Linked DNA regions of Homo sapiens: all the other regions are linked to region 3. Evidence: read pairs that join two places in POLR2A ChIA-PET (ENCODE). Cell type or tissue: PC-3. All regions are shown on one strand. Links, peaks and the distances in the headings refer to the core of each region. The heading gives the core; the rest is flanking DNA. Region 1 overlaps MECOM (MDS1 and EVI1 complex locus). Region 2 overlaps MECOM (MDS1 and EVI1 complex locus). Region 3 holds the start of ACTRT3 (actin related protein T3).

Evidence for each region. ChIA-PET counts read pairs that join two places held together with the same protein. Peaks named below come from ENCODE experiments on the same cell type or tissue, not always from the same donor. Only the 100,000 strongest peaks of a DNase experiment are listed, where the experiment ranks them.
Region 1: POLR2A ChIA-PET joins it to region 3 with 18 read pairs; 5 of 35 experiments call an interaction of 5 or more read pairs at or near these places.
Region 2: POLR2A ChIA-PET joins it to region 3 with 13 read pairs; 2 of 35 experiments call an interaction of 5 or more read pairs at or near these places.

The regions. Positions count from the first base shown.
Region 1 is chr3:169,170,854-169,175,703 of GRCh38, forward strand. All of the region lies in intron 2 of MECOM (MDS1 and EVI1 complex locus), which reads right to left. Among named protein-coding and RNA genes, the nearest start is that of LINC01997, 170 kb to the left of the region's middle. In PC-3, for the core only: no CTCF peak of the experiment used is centred there; a DNase peak (open chromatin) is centred at 2,588; H3K4me3 peaks cover 535 bases; H3K27ac peaks cover 1,665 bases.
Region 2 is chr3:169,350,714-169,355,563 of GRCh38, forward strand. All of the region lies in intron 2 of MECOM (MDS1 and EVI1 complex locus), which reads right to left. Among named protein-coding and RNA genes, the nearest start is that of MECOM-AS1, 95 kb to the right of the region's middle. In PC-3, for the core only: no CTCF peak of the experiment used is centred there; no DNase peak of the experiment used is centred there.
Region 3 is chr3:169,766,549-169,771,398 of GRCh38, forward strand. ACTRT3 (actin related protein T3) reads right to left here and starts at 3,013. Exons shown (of 2, transcript NM_032487.5): 1 at 2,773-3,013; 2 at 373-1,802. The coding sequence starts at 2,972. The coding sequence ends at 884. RefSeq lists enhancers at 1,736-1,880, 2,742-3,001, 3,093-3,237, cis regulatory regions at 1,808, 3,165 and a silencer at 3,082-3,151. In PC-3, for the core only: a CTCF peak has its summit at 3,077; no DNase peak of the experiment used is centred there; H3K4me3 peaks cover 678 bases; H3K27ac peaks cover 603 bases.

The DNA.
Region 1 (4,850 bases), core at 1,254-3,753, 600 kb before region 3:
TCCTTTTTCACACCATAGACAATTTGATTCTCAATTTTGAATTCTAAATTCTAAATCCACTGGGCAGTGTTTCATTTATACATTACAGAACAGCCTTCCATATAGATATGATAAAACCCCAAAATGGATATTCTGCTTTCAATGTTGCTAAATTAATAGGAAGATTTCAAAGGTACTCCTGGAATTTCTTTTTTATGTCACTGTATGCTTATAAATTATTAGCATTATTTTAAGAATATTTCTCTTCTCTAAGTATACACATGCATAATTTAATGTTATACATACTAATTTTCTATCAGAAAATACCTTTTGTGGCAAAGAAACAATAATGAAGGTTTAGAAGAAAAATATGTTGTAAGATGCTATTGTCCTTTTCTATTAGTTAGGAACATTTACTGAATATATGAGAATGAATTGAATTGCTTTGGTTCTCATGAATAAACCTATTAATAAGAACCAGTAACTCAAGGTAGGCTGCCAGATTTTCATCCACTCTGGACTCTCTATTAACCTTTATTCTTGTTAAAGACAGGACCCTTGGCGTTATGTCTCTCTTCATGTCTTATCCAGTGATTTGTACATAGTAGGTATCCAATACATATTTGAGAAAATAAATTAGAAATATTGTTTTATGACAGAGTTATAAAGCTCTTTAACATTTATACCATAGCTATTGTAATCCTTTAAAAAGAGTAGTAAAAAATGACCTTAAAATGGTATTTAGAAATTTATCCAAAAAATGAAAATAATTATAAATGAAATAAATAATTATTGGAATAAATCATTTGATAATCATTTGTCAAGCACTTATTTTATATTACTTCCAAAGGAAGGCAATGATGAAAATATATAATAACAAGGATAAGAAGCTATTCCTCAACTATTGTAAAATGGGAAAGACCACAAAGAGAAACAGGAAAACTGGCCTAGAAGAGCAAACTATTAAAATACAGATGAAGGGGCAGGGCAGGGGAAAACTTTTGGCCTTACTTTTCTCAAGGGAAGACAGAGAACTGACTCTAACAAAATAGAAAGCTCCCAAGAGAGGAAACATAGATACTAAAGGAATGCCAGGTCATTCCAGAATGAGCAATAGGAAATTAAACCAACATTCAATGGGTTCTATCCAAAGTAGACCATAAGACAGAGAAACTCCTGTGAAATCTGTATGAAACAGGCAATACTGATGTAGAAAGAACTGAGGAATAAAAAGAATAGAAATTCTCCCTTTGTTCTGGATACTATAAATTTTTACTAAGAGTGATATATGAAAAAATACCAAAAAAAAAAAATCTTCCCATGATTCGATCTGAAAGAAAAATGTAATTCATGTGTAAGAACTGGATGGTAGATGTTTGTATCAAGTAATATAATCATGCTATCTCCAATAAACATGGATTTAACTTTTTCTTGTTTTTTTACAGTTTATTATTTATTTTATTCAGGATATTATCTCCCAATGTTATACAAAATACTGACAAATGTCAATGTCTTTTCTTACTTTCCACTGTATCACAGGTTTTCACTTCATTTACTTCCGCAGGTACCCTTGTATGTGTGTGTGTGTGTGTGTGTGTGTGTGTGTGTGTGTATACATATATAAAATTAAAGGCCTATCCATATAAAAATTATCCCCCAATAAACTTAATCTCAGAAGAAACAAATCACAGCTGTAATTTTACCCATACATAGGAAAAATGGAACACAAGAGATTAGATAAAATAGTAATTGATATTTTGACTATTGCAACTTTATGAAACTGAAGATTTTGAATGATAATGACTAAGAGGAAAGAATAAACCTGAGGAATGGATGTGAAGATTTTGTGTCCTTAGGCTAAAGGACAATTAGTCATGTTTGGATTTCTAACATGGTATCATGAACCCTCAGTGGGTCAGGGGGCTAAGGACATAATACTGTGCTGTGCAAGCTCTACAGCTAACCGGCAGCAAGCCCTGACAAGTTGCTTGGCTTCAATGTGCATCAGCTTCTACAATTGAAAAAAGGAGAAAAATAAGGTCCCAATGCTTGTCTTATTGGATTCTCGTGAAAATCAAATGACACTGGAAATGAGGACACTTTATAAACCCTACATACTATATAACTACCAGTTAAAGGATTGTTATTATAATTATTATATTTACACAAAATGTGATTTTTCCATAGTTTACTCTAAGAAAAGGATGTATTATTTTCATTTTGGCCCCATTCATGTAATACCTATTTCTATCACCAATAAATGCAATAAAAAATGAGCTTAAGAACAAATATAAAATATTTATGAAAATTACAGCATTTGATACTAACAACCACTTCCTCCTTCTTGAAATGATCTCCTTGTTTGGCATTTATGACCCACCCTCTCCTGGTTCATTTTCTACTTCTCTGGATTATTTTTCAGGATGCTCTCCTGGGATCATTTTCTCTGCTAGCTGAGGAAATGCTGAATTTCCTCCAAGATTTTATCCTCAGCCTATTCTCCCTTTAACATGCCCACTAGGCTCTCTTCCAACAACTCTCAAAGCTTTAATCCTCCCTCTCTCCCCAATGCTGGTAATTCCCTGACAATACTTCTAACCACAAGCTCACCTCTGAACTCCAAACTGGTTTATCCTGTTGTCCCAGAGGCATCTTAAATTCAGTCTGGCAACTCTGAAAACATTTTGTGTTCACTCTCTTTCTCTGGCTTGTACTATCTTAGCCTCTATGACTCTCTCAGATCCCAAATCCAGCCAATCCTCAAGCTTTGTCGATTGCATTTCCAAAATATTTCTCGTATCAAATGCTTCTCACTATTGCTTGTCTTCTCCCATTTTATAGCACCCAGCTCCTTGCATCCAGACTTGCTCAGGTGCGATCCATTCTGCCAAATATAGCCAGAGTACTTTATCTTGTGTAAAAATCAAATCACGTTAATTCCCTGCTTAAAGTCCTTGAATGACTATCTGTATGTGACTACCTACACTGACGGGCTGAAGGCCAAGGAACTTCACAGGACATTTAAGGCACTCCATGTAGCCTCAACCACCATGTCACATTCATGCTCTGTTACTTTCTATGTAATACTTTGGACTTTATAAGTACTAATGGGATTGTAAGTCCTCATATTCACCTGAATATTTACCTGAACCAAAGTTTTAGCTTATGAGCCTTTACTTTGGCAAATGTCTCTTTGCCCAGCATATCCTGTCTACCCTTGACTTGCCAGGCTAACTCATGCTTATCATTTTAAAGATTTCATCTCCAGAAATGATGGCAAATTTTCAAACTCCCAGTGATGGGCATTTTGGTATGCTTCCACAGTTTCACAATTGGAAGTCTACGTATTATTTTTAAATGTATCTATTCATGTATATACATTTTGCCAGTAAACTCTAGTATTTCCAAGACCAGAAAAAAATGTCTTAGGGACCTTTGTCTCTGGCTTATATTAGATAATTAAAGTGGAACTAAATTTTGAACAAATTGGCAATGATCCTACCACCAAGCACTTCCTTCTGGCACTGATACATTACTAATGTAATGGACAAGAATGAATGCATGACATCAAAACTACAGAGGTTTCCTTTCTAATTACTCTGGACTACAAGGACAGGTAGAAAAATTATAATTGCAAAGAATGTGATGCAAGAAAAATCTTGAGTAAAAACCTCTTTATAAAAAGAAAAATCTAGACTCAAGTTTATGCCCAAACATCAGTTATATCAAAATACTTCAGTATTGACAATTGTTTAAAGACATATTTTATCCATATCAGGTTAATGCAGGGATTTTATTGCTAAATCATGATTTCTTGCACACTCTAAGATATTGGATCGGAAATTCTGAAAAATAGCATCCACCTGAAAGTATGTTAGGAGAAAGCAACTTGTTAGCATAAGACGAGGTCATTTCTTTCTTCTCTTCTGAACCTGACACACAGCATTTTAAAATTAAACAGAAGAATATTCTGCTTCCTAGGGATTTATGCCACCATCTACCACATTACTCAAATGACCACTGCTACTCATTACATAAGAGATCAAGCACAACTTTATTCATGAAAAGCAGACATGAAGACAACTTCTTAAAACTCAGGCTTTTAAAATCAGACTCTGTCTCATCTGGTACCTATTGATTGCCTTTTTTGTCAATCGGGGTGGGTATTTACCCATCTGGTATAGAGAATAGATACTAGAGTCTGAAATTGGACAGAACTGTGTTCCAATCCCACCTCTGTTGCTTTCTGTTTCTAGCTCTACAATTTTCAAGTTACCCAACTCACAAGTCTTTTTCCTCATATATAACATGAGAATAACAAAAGCCCGCACTTACAACATATCAGGCATGTTTTCATGGCTTTGCATCTATTATTGCATTTAAGTCACCCAATAGTCTTAAGAAATAAATACTACAAGTTGAGCATTCCTAATCCAAAAATATAAAGTCTGAAATGCTCCAAAATATGACATTTTTGAGTGCCTATATGACACCACAGATTGTCCTTATATAGGTGGCTAAAACAGTGATACCTTTGCTTTCTGACAATTCAATGCCTGCAAACTTTGTTTCATGCACAAAATTACTAAAAATATTCTATAAAATTACCTTCAGGTTATGTGCATAAGGTATATATAAAACAAATAAATTTTGTGTTTAGATTTGGGTCCCATCCCCAAGATATCTCATTATGTATATGCAAATATTCCAAAATCCAAAAGAATCTGAAACACTCTGGTCCAAAGCATTTTGGATAATGGACACTCAACCTGTATTATTTCCCATTTACAACTGAAGAAACGGAAAGGTCCCAGCAGCAGAATCTGATTTAAGTGGACCATTTCTAGAGTTCTGTGCTCTTGTGCTATGTT
Region 2 (4,850 bases), core at 1,083-3,582, 420 kb before region 3:
GTTACAACATTTTCAATTACTTATGTGACTCATGTTATATCTCTATCGGATGGTAAAGTAATAACAGGTCTATGGCTGTGTATTTACCACAGAGAGAATTAAAGTGGAAAGACTCTGAAATATTTTATTTACTGGGGGTCTTTCATAATAAAACAAAAATCTCTTGTTTTCTGGATAAAAATATCCAGGTCAAAGCCATCTCTGAAGCACCCATGCTACTCAATAAAGAACACTAAATGTTAAAAAGTGTTGTTTCATAAAATTATAGTACTAGTAACCCACATATAACCTAAAGAGCTTAAAAATTGCCCCAAATCTCATAATTTTCTCATCTAACTAATCCGATTTACATTCCTGAACACCAGAATTATTCATTCATTATATTCTTTACAATGTTTATATTTTAAAAATTTAGAAAAACACATTAATGAAAAGATTTTTTTATATAAATTATCTTTTGTTTCTTAATATAGATGTACCCACTTTATTCTGACAATCCCTTTGCTGAAGAACTTCTGAAGGACTGTGGCTAAAGATCAAATCTTAACATATTTTTGTCAATGAATACCTGGATAATTTAATTATTAAGGAAAAATCAAAGTTTTGTCTACATAAAAAAGTATTGCATATCTATATGATAGATATTTTAGTCAATAATTGCAATTTTGTATCTAAGGTGATAAATCTACACAGTAATGTATTTATGTATCTTTCTAGTAGGTATTAATATAAGAGAACTATTCATTATGCTAACAGTGAAGTCTAACCCTCAAAAGAAGCATTATCTATTCCACATTAAAGTAAACCCAGTTAATACCTAAAATGAATGTTTTAAAGTACATAGAAAAATGATTCAGCAAAAATTATAATTACAAAGCTGATAACGGTCATTTTTCTTTTGTTAATAATATTCAAATGTATCCCTTATTAAAATATGTAATCTTATTTTTACCACACTCTTTCTCAAGTGTTTGAATCTTTGACCATCCCCAGAACCTGACGCCTTGTCAGCCTATTGCAGGTAAAAGCTTTTGAAGATCTACCACTACTCTTGTCCTAATAAGGTCACTGACCTTTCAAGCTCAACTCCTACCACCCCCATCTTCATTTCCTCTCCTATCATTAGTCTGAAATGGCATCAACTACCTCTCAATTTTCCTTATCCCTTCAATGCCCCACCTCTTTAGTCCAAATTCACCTAATTAGGAACTTAATTTCCTTTTTTCTCTGATTGAGGAATTGATAATAGATGGACCCTATTCATCTTTGATTCACGGAAAACTGCAACAATGACCTCTTATTTAGGAAGGATAAGCATTTATTCTAGAAATTGTTTTGTGGAGGCCAACTACAGAACTAAGTAAAAGTGATGTTTTTATTTTTATTTTTTAGCTAAAACAGGGAAAGGAGAATCATTCAAATCTGATACGTTTTGTTTCTTTTACATTTCATTTTACATAGCCGTAGTTACTAATATTTAAAACAAGTAGATTTTCCTGTAAGGCAGAAAATAATTGAGTTCTAATAGAAGATCACTGAGTTAGATTTAAAGAAATATATTAATGGAAGTTAATAATTTCTTAAAACCGGTCATTTTTAACAATTTTATAAAAACAATCTCTCACACCAGAAAAGACATATGTGGGCTAGGTATCTACAAGTGGGAGTCACATATTAAAGGAGCTATCTCAGTAATTAGCTAACTTTACTATGAAATTATCTTCTTGACTCTGATGTGGTAGTTTAACTGTGGAGTTGTCTAACGTAAAAACTCAAAGCACATAAATATTCCTTGCAATATTTTTTTTCTGAAACTTGTTGGGGGGAAAAGTATGGCCTTAAGAGTTAGTGGTAGCAGAAAAACCAAACCAACAATTTTATTCCACCACTAAAATTTTTAATGTCTAATTTCATATCCTATTCATTCAGGGAGTGAAATAATCATAAACATCATAGTAAAGCTTAGAAGTGACAATCATAATAAACAGTAAAGACAAACCAACTTCATTTTGTCCAATAGGCATTTGAGCCCATACTCAGAGCATTCTGCAATAGGACTCAGGACCAAATCATTTCACCAACATTTTTCTTGCAACGAAGCTATTCAACGCAGAAAAGAATTAGGGAAATAGATGACCTAAGAAGAGATGACAATTTCTTGATTAAAAATGTCCCTCTCAAGTACACAATCTTATCTCTCTCTGCTCTCTTTGGTGGCCCATTTGAGCTGAATGAGGGTTAGAGCTTTGCTGTCTGGACCAAAACTATGCTGATGTGACTTAGAGCCTCTCCCCAAAAGGGAAGTTACATTGTTGATTTATCCCACGAGGCTACAATTTATTTTCATAAAAATAAAAATCACCAAAACAAGTTGCTAAAACACTGCTTTTTTCCTTCTCATTGAATAATTCATGCTACATAAGCCTAAGCATGGCCAAAGGATTTGGCTGTTTATAAGAGATAGCTAATGCTAAAATTGCCTCCAACTCAGTTATCTGGAAAGAAAGAAAATCATAGGATAATGAGTCGGGAATTAAGAAGAAAGCACTTTAAAACACAAAATTAAGTGAATCAACTACTTCATCAATTTTGGAAAATAATGTTAATACTATTTTTGCTTAGAAATAAAATCATTTATACCAAAAATCATTAATTATTAATAACAATTAAAATGGAGAACTCACTCTAATTGAGACTGAGGAATTTAAATTCTGACTATCTTGGAGCCCCACATAAAAATGTTTCCAAATGGAGGACAATAAAAAAAGATCGGTTTTATACAAGTTGCCATATTTTTGCCTTCATCTCCTGATGCTACTCCAAGTTAACCCTAAATAAGTAATGTAAATAGCTAAGTAAAATTCAGAATCTTTTCCAAAAGGCAGTAGTGTTATAACATCAACCAAACCAGCTGGTATGTAGCCAAAACATTAGAGAGGGAAATAATTTTAAAATTAAAATAAAATACTATCTTCTAATCATGAAGATAACCTTATTTTTTTCTTAGGTATCTTTTAAGAACTTGCATTTCCACAAGCCAATTACTGTCTTTATACAAAGCTTCATATATAACAATACAAACTGTAAACTGACATGTTGTGAAGCTAGTTGAATTCATCACAACATAACTATAAATTTCTTCTCAAATCATTTAAATAGTATGACATTTCCCCCCAGTTCTTTTGTTGATAAGCAGAATACACTTTTTTTCCTAATATATAGGCAAGTCTCAAGTTTCTTAAGTAAATCAAAGAATATTTATTCAGTCCCTCCATAGCTAACCAGTAGATTCGCATAGCTGAAATCTTTTATTGCTTCTTTTCTTTCTACTTCACAAACCTGCTTATAGTTATTACATAACAACGTGAGTTATAAAGTCCTGAAGATTTTCCATTGAGAGTGGAATTAATCTCAATGTAAATCAAAGTAAAAAATTAAAATATTGTTAGAAAACAATAAAAACAAGATGTTATAGCATTTTTAATCCTAACACCAAAAATCTCAAACCCCAGTAAATAAGTTCATATTCACAGCATATTTTTGACTCACACTAACAATAATCCCAGAAAGATCTGCCATTCCCCTAGGCTACCCAAGAACATGTTAAATCTCAAAAACCTAATGCCTACAGTTTTTCTCTTTATTCCAAAAAACTAATCATTATATCTCTTCCAAAGTTGCCAGAAATTCCTCAGTCCCCATAAAGCTTAATTTACTAGTTCATAATATTTCCATATTTATGTATTAAGCTACTTTCATAGGACACAAAATGATATATTTTTCAAAATTGGCAGTTTCTATTTCTCTTTTTAAGTTTAGTTTGGTCGTATTACCCATAGGTTAAATCCTAGCCTAACCTTTAACTTGTATCTTGGAAATACCAAAAAGCTTGTACCTTTAGAAAATGTGTGCAAAGTTTAAAAGAATTCGTGTTTTATGGCTAATCATAGAACGCTGAGGACAGGTAAAATGCAAGGAATGTTGCTAGAACCTCAGGATGCCGAACCAAGTAAATGGATGCCATGAAAATACAGCTGTATATGTTTGCATGGGCATATGTTTGTTCAGTTTTTCCCCCCCTTCCTGAGCTGGGGCTTCAGCTTTAGGTCATTCTGCAAACAAGCCCCAGGAGACACACAATTACACTCCCCTGGAGACTGACCCCTTAGAGTGCCCACCTGTAGCCAAACACAGATAGCATCCCGGCGCAATGAATTAGCACTCTAAGCTGATTAGAGCAGCTCTGCACAACTCTATTTTATTGACACAATGAAGAGAGGACAGAAAAGGGCCTGAAATGAGAAAATCATTTCCATGCTGACTGAATTAAAAGAACAAAAGAGCTCCTTGCAGTTGCAGCATTCAATTTGTCGGGAAAAAAGGAAGCCACTTAATGGCTCACAATAGATCTGAGCAGACAGATGAAATTTAAAACTTCAGCATGAGTGCGATTAGCAGCGAAACATATTCTAAATCATTTCCTCCATATGCATAATTTTGTTTGATTGTTTAGTTCTGTGTTTTACAAAAACACTGGGCTAGATGCTATCTTCAAACTGTCTTGACTTTTCATTTTGCAAAATCACAGAACAGTTTCTCATTGTATGTTAATGTCCTTGGTGACAATATAAATTGAACACAACAAGTGTGGCTCATGTTTTCCTTTCACCTTTGGTTTTCAAAAGTGAATGTATAAACAGAGGTTAATTTGTGGAAACTAGGATTGCAAAGTAATCTTCTACCAAACAACTTGTAATTCAAAATTAAATAGATTATAGACAACAGAAGCACTTTGACATGGGGTAAAAAACAACCAATTATTGCACCCAGAGGCTAAAAATAAACTGCCA
Region 3 (4,850 bases), core at 919-3,418:
TTTATTCTCCAAACTATCACATTCATCATAACATAGTTTCCTTATGGCTCCTGCTTTTAAATCTTTAATTTCTCTCCTTTGCATATTGGATATTTAGCACTTTAAGCCTTTCAGTCCCTGGCCTTCACTTAACCTTGCTAGTCATAGCGCTTGTTCTGCTCTATATGAGCTCTTGACTTGAACAAAATCAGTCTAAACTTAGGCGTGGTGGTGCATACCTGTGGATTCAGTTACTTGGGAGGCTGAGGGCAGAGCCCAGGAGTTGGAGGCTGCAGTGAGCTATGATTGCACTACTGCACTCCAGCCTGGGACACAGGGCAAGACTCTGCCTCTAAAACTAAATAAATGAATAAATACATACATAAACAAAAATTTTAAAAACAAAATCAGTCTATTAAACATGCCCTGAATATGCTTTGTTCATTCTCATCTTTAGCAACTTGTTCATTTTAGTATGCTTGCCTGGATATCTGCGCTCCATCCCAATGCCACCCCTTCCATGATGGCATACCTCTGCTATGGAGTCTCGTTCCTCACCACAGCAACCTTCTTTCCCTAAACTTCAATAAGCTTAAATCTTATCACTCATTTGGCACATAGCATATTGTACCACAAATGCTCTCTTCCAAGGGAAATATAAGCTCACCAACGTCAAGTTATAGAAGAAACACTATGGGAAACATTATTTTAACTTGGTTCTACTCAATAGACATCTGTTCTTGAGCTTCACCATTATTATCCCCCAAACCCATTATAGAAATACAACAGAAATATTGGCATCCCAATAGGTGAAGTATTTTCTCTTCTCCCAGAAACATATAATATCCAAAGTTTTCTGTCACATATACTCAAAACATTTTCTTCCAACCATTTTATCTGTATTTCAGAAGCATCTTTGGTGTACTATGTTGGGTCCAACTTCTTTAAATTCTGCAGCAGTGATCCACATGTCCTGGAAGGCAGACAAGGATGCAAGAATAGAACCTCCCATCCACACTGATATTTTCCTTTCTGGAGGAGCTATAACTTGCACAGCGGTGTTGGCAGGAGCCACCTTTGCTATATCCTTAACTAACCGCTTGTCTAAACCAGGGAAAGAGGTTGATCCCCCGGCAAGGATAATATTGGAAAAGAAGGAATTCCTCAGGCCTGTATCACATTTCATTATGCTGCTGAAGCATATCTTATCAATGCCAGGGGCCTCAAGGTTCATATGACACGGAGAGAAGAGGGCCTCTGGACAAGAAAAGAGCTGGTCATGGAGCTGGATGACCTTCCCATCAGGTAGTTGGTAAACTTTCTCTAGACAATCGGGTTTCTTGGCCATTTCCTCTTCGTAGTTCATTGCCACATAACAAAAGCTCTCCTTGATGTCTTCAACAATCTTTCTGTCTGAAGCACTGAGCAACATGATACCATGGTTCTTCATTAGCACCATGAGGTAGTTGGTGAGGTCAAGGCCTGCCAGATCCAGTTGCTGCACACCATGAGGCAGACAGTAACCCTCAAAGATGGGCACACTCTGGGTAACCCCAGCACCTGAATTCAGCACAAGGCCAGTAGTGAAGCCAGCAGCAAAGAGAGCCAGCACAGCCTGGATGGACATATAGAAGGCAGGAACACCCAGATGCTCAAAAAACATTTCCGTGATCTGTTGCCGGTTGGCCAGTGGGTTCAGCGCTGGCTCAGTAATCAAGACTGGGCCATCACACGGCTTCAGCTTTAGGTTATAGTCATAGATATGCTTCCACATGATCTCCATGTCCTCCCATGAAGTAATGAGACCACGCTCCACTGGGTAACTGTAAGGAAAGCAATAAGATCAATGACAGCTTTTTATTTTTCTAGTTTCTATTGTCTTCGACCCTCAGTTAATTCCCCGCGTTTATTACCAATATCCCTTTATGGGCAATAACTGCCACAGCCTCTCACAGCAGGTAAGTGTCAGCCAAAAATAGCACAGCTACTTACCTCTGCAATTTTTTTTTTTTTTTTTGGAGACAGAGTCTCGCTCTGTCACCCAGGCTGGAGTGCAGTGGCGCGATCTCAGCTCACTGCAAGCTCCGCCTCCCGGGTTCACGCCATTCTCCTGCCTCAGTCTCCTGAGTAGCTGGGACTACAGGCGCGCGCCACCACGCCCGGCTAATTTTTTTGTATTTTTAGTAGAGACGGGGTTTCACCGTGTTAGCCACGATGGTCTCGAACTCCTGACCTCGTGATCCGCCCTGCTCGGCCTCCCAAAGTGCTAGGATTACAGGCGTGAGCCACCGCGCCCGGCCTACCTCTGCGATTTTTGTTGCTTTCCATTTTCTCTGTCCTTTGGAACCTTGTGACTTTTAAAAAATTGGGAAATGTCCACATTATAGTATAGTTTAAATGTCAATTGAAGAGAATAACCCAAGTGACAAAAGGGACCATGAGTTAATATTCTTAAATGAATTCGTTCGATAACTTTATACGTTTTAATACATTTGTATAGCCACAGAGAGCAAAATGTTCAGTTTTTAGATGTGTGGTACCCTTGGAGATTTGTGGCCCGTGCGTTTGTAGTAATTCCAGCTGGATGGGGCTTTCCAGCTCCCGGCTTTCTTATTCTTTCTGTCCCCATTGCGCACCTCCTTTGGGGTCCTTTCCTGCCCCCCGACAACACCCCCAGTCCCCCCACCCCCAGCCACCCCAGCCCCACCCCCCAACCTCCCCAGCCCCACCCTACCCCACCCCCACCCCACCCACCCTCCCCAGCCCCAGCAGCCTGCTGGGAGAAGGAGGTACCTGATGAACAGCGAGCTCCTCCAGTCCTGAGCTTGGTCGCCCACGCAGAGTTCTAGCCCGCCCTGGGCCGCGCGGCTCTGGCCCTTGGCGCGGCCGATAATGTTCGGGTAGATAAACTGGGGCTCCCGGCACCCAGCCACGCCCGCCTTGATCATTCCCGAGCCGTTGTCGATCACCACCGGTAGCTGGCAGTGGTTCATGCCGCCGCTGCTGCCGCCGCCTCCTGTCTCTGAGCCGCTCTAGCTACGGGCTCGGCCGGGGCCGAGTGCCTGGAACGCCGCGTCACAGAGGCCCCGGCACGGCCGGGTGAGGCCAGAGTCCTGGGGGCGCAGGCAGGGGGTCGGCAGGGCCCCAGGCGGAAGGACTCGCTGGACGCACCGTGCTCCTCATGTTACCGCCCGCTATTGCTTCTCGCAGGAATTGGGCCACCCCAACACCTGGAATCCCGGAATCCCAGTATCAGGAAAACCCGACTTTCGCATCAAAAGATTCAACTCTAACCCTTCACAAGTGCATTTCTCAAATACCCAGAAGAGCTATAACAGCAGTTTTATTTTCCAAAGCCACGGAATTCTGGTTAACTGGTGGCGGTTCCGGGGAGTTCTAGAATTCGCCCTTGAAACTGGGGAAAAATGAGACTTAAGAGGAGAAAGTTGTTGCAGGAAGGGAGGCAGTGTCTGCTTCTGAAATGTTAAACTTCTAAAATAAGGAGAAAAATGCTGGAATTTAAATGAGTTTTAAGTACGTTTATTATTGTTTCTGTACCTTGGGCAATGCTTTGTTGTGTTTCTTCCTGTGATTTCCAAGCAAAATGTACGCAATTAAAACAAAATAGTAGTTCCTAGCTTAAATATGTAAATAAATATAAATTTATATATATTTATATAAATATATATAAATTTAAATATAAAATATTAAAAAATATATAAATTTATATAATTTATATAAATATATGTTATATTATATAAATATATTTATATATTTATAAAATATATATTTATATATTTAAGCAAGGATATAAATCGAAATATATATATTTATATTTATTATATGTATAAATATAAATATATAAAAATTTATATTTATATTTATTATATGTATAAATATAAATATATAAAAATTTATATTTATATATCATAAATATAAATATATAAAAATTTATATTTATATATCATAAATATAAATATATAAAAATTTATATTTATATATCATAAATATAAATATATAAAAATTTATATTTATATATCATAAATATATAAAAATTTATATTTATATATCATAAATATATAAAAATTTATATTTATATATCATATATAAAAATTTATATTTATATATCATATATAAAAATTTATATTTAGATATCATATATAAAAATTTATATTTAGATATCATATATAAAAATTTATATTTAGATATCATATATAAAAATTTATATTTAGATATCATATATAAAAATTTATATTTAGATATCATATATAAAAATTTATATTTAGATATCATAAATAAAAATTTATATTTAGATATCATAAATAAAAATTTATATTTAGATATCATAAATAAAAATTTATATTTAGATATCATAAATAAAAATTTATATTTAGATATCATAAATAAAAATTTATATTTATATATCATAAATATATAAAAATTTATATTTATATATCATAAATATATAAAAATTTATATTTATATATCATAAATATATAAAAATTTATATTTATATATCATAAATATATAAAAATTTATATTTATATATCATAAATATATAAAAATTTATATTTATATATCATAAATATATAAAAATTTATATTTATATATCATAAATATATAAAAAATTATATTTATATATCATAAATATATAAAAAATTATATTTATATATCATAAATATATAAAAAATTATATTTATATATCATAAATATATAAAAAATTATATTTATATATCATAAATATATAAAAAATTATGTTTATATATAATAAATATATAAAAAATTATGTTTATATATAATAAATATAAAAATTTGTTTATATATAATAAATATAAAAATTTATGTTTATATATAATAAATATATAAAAATT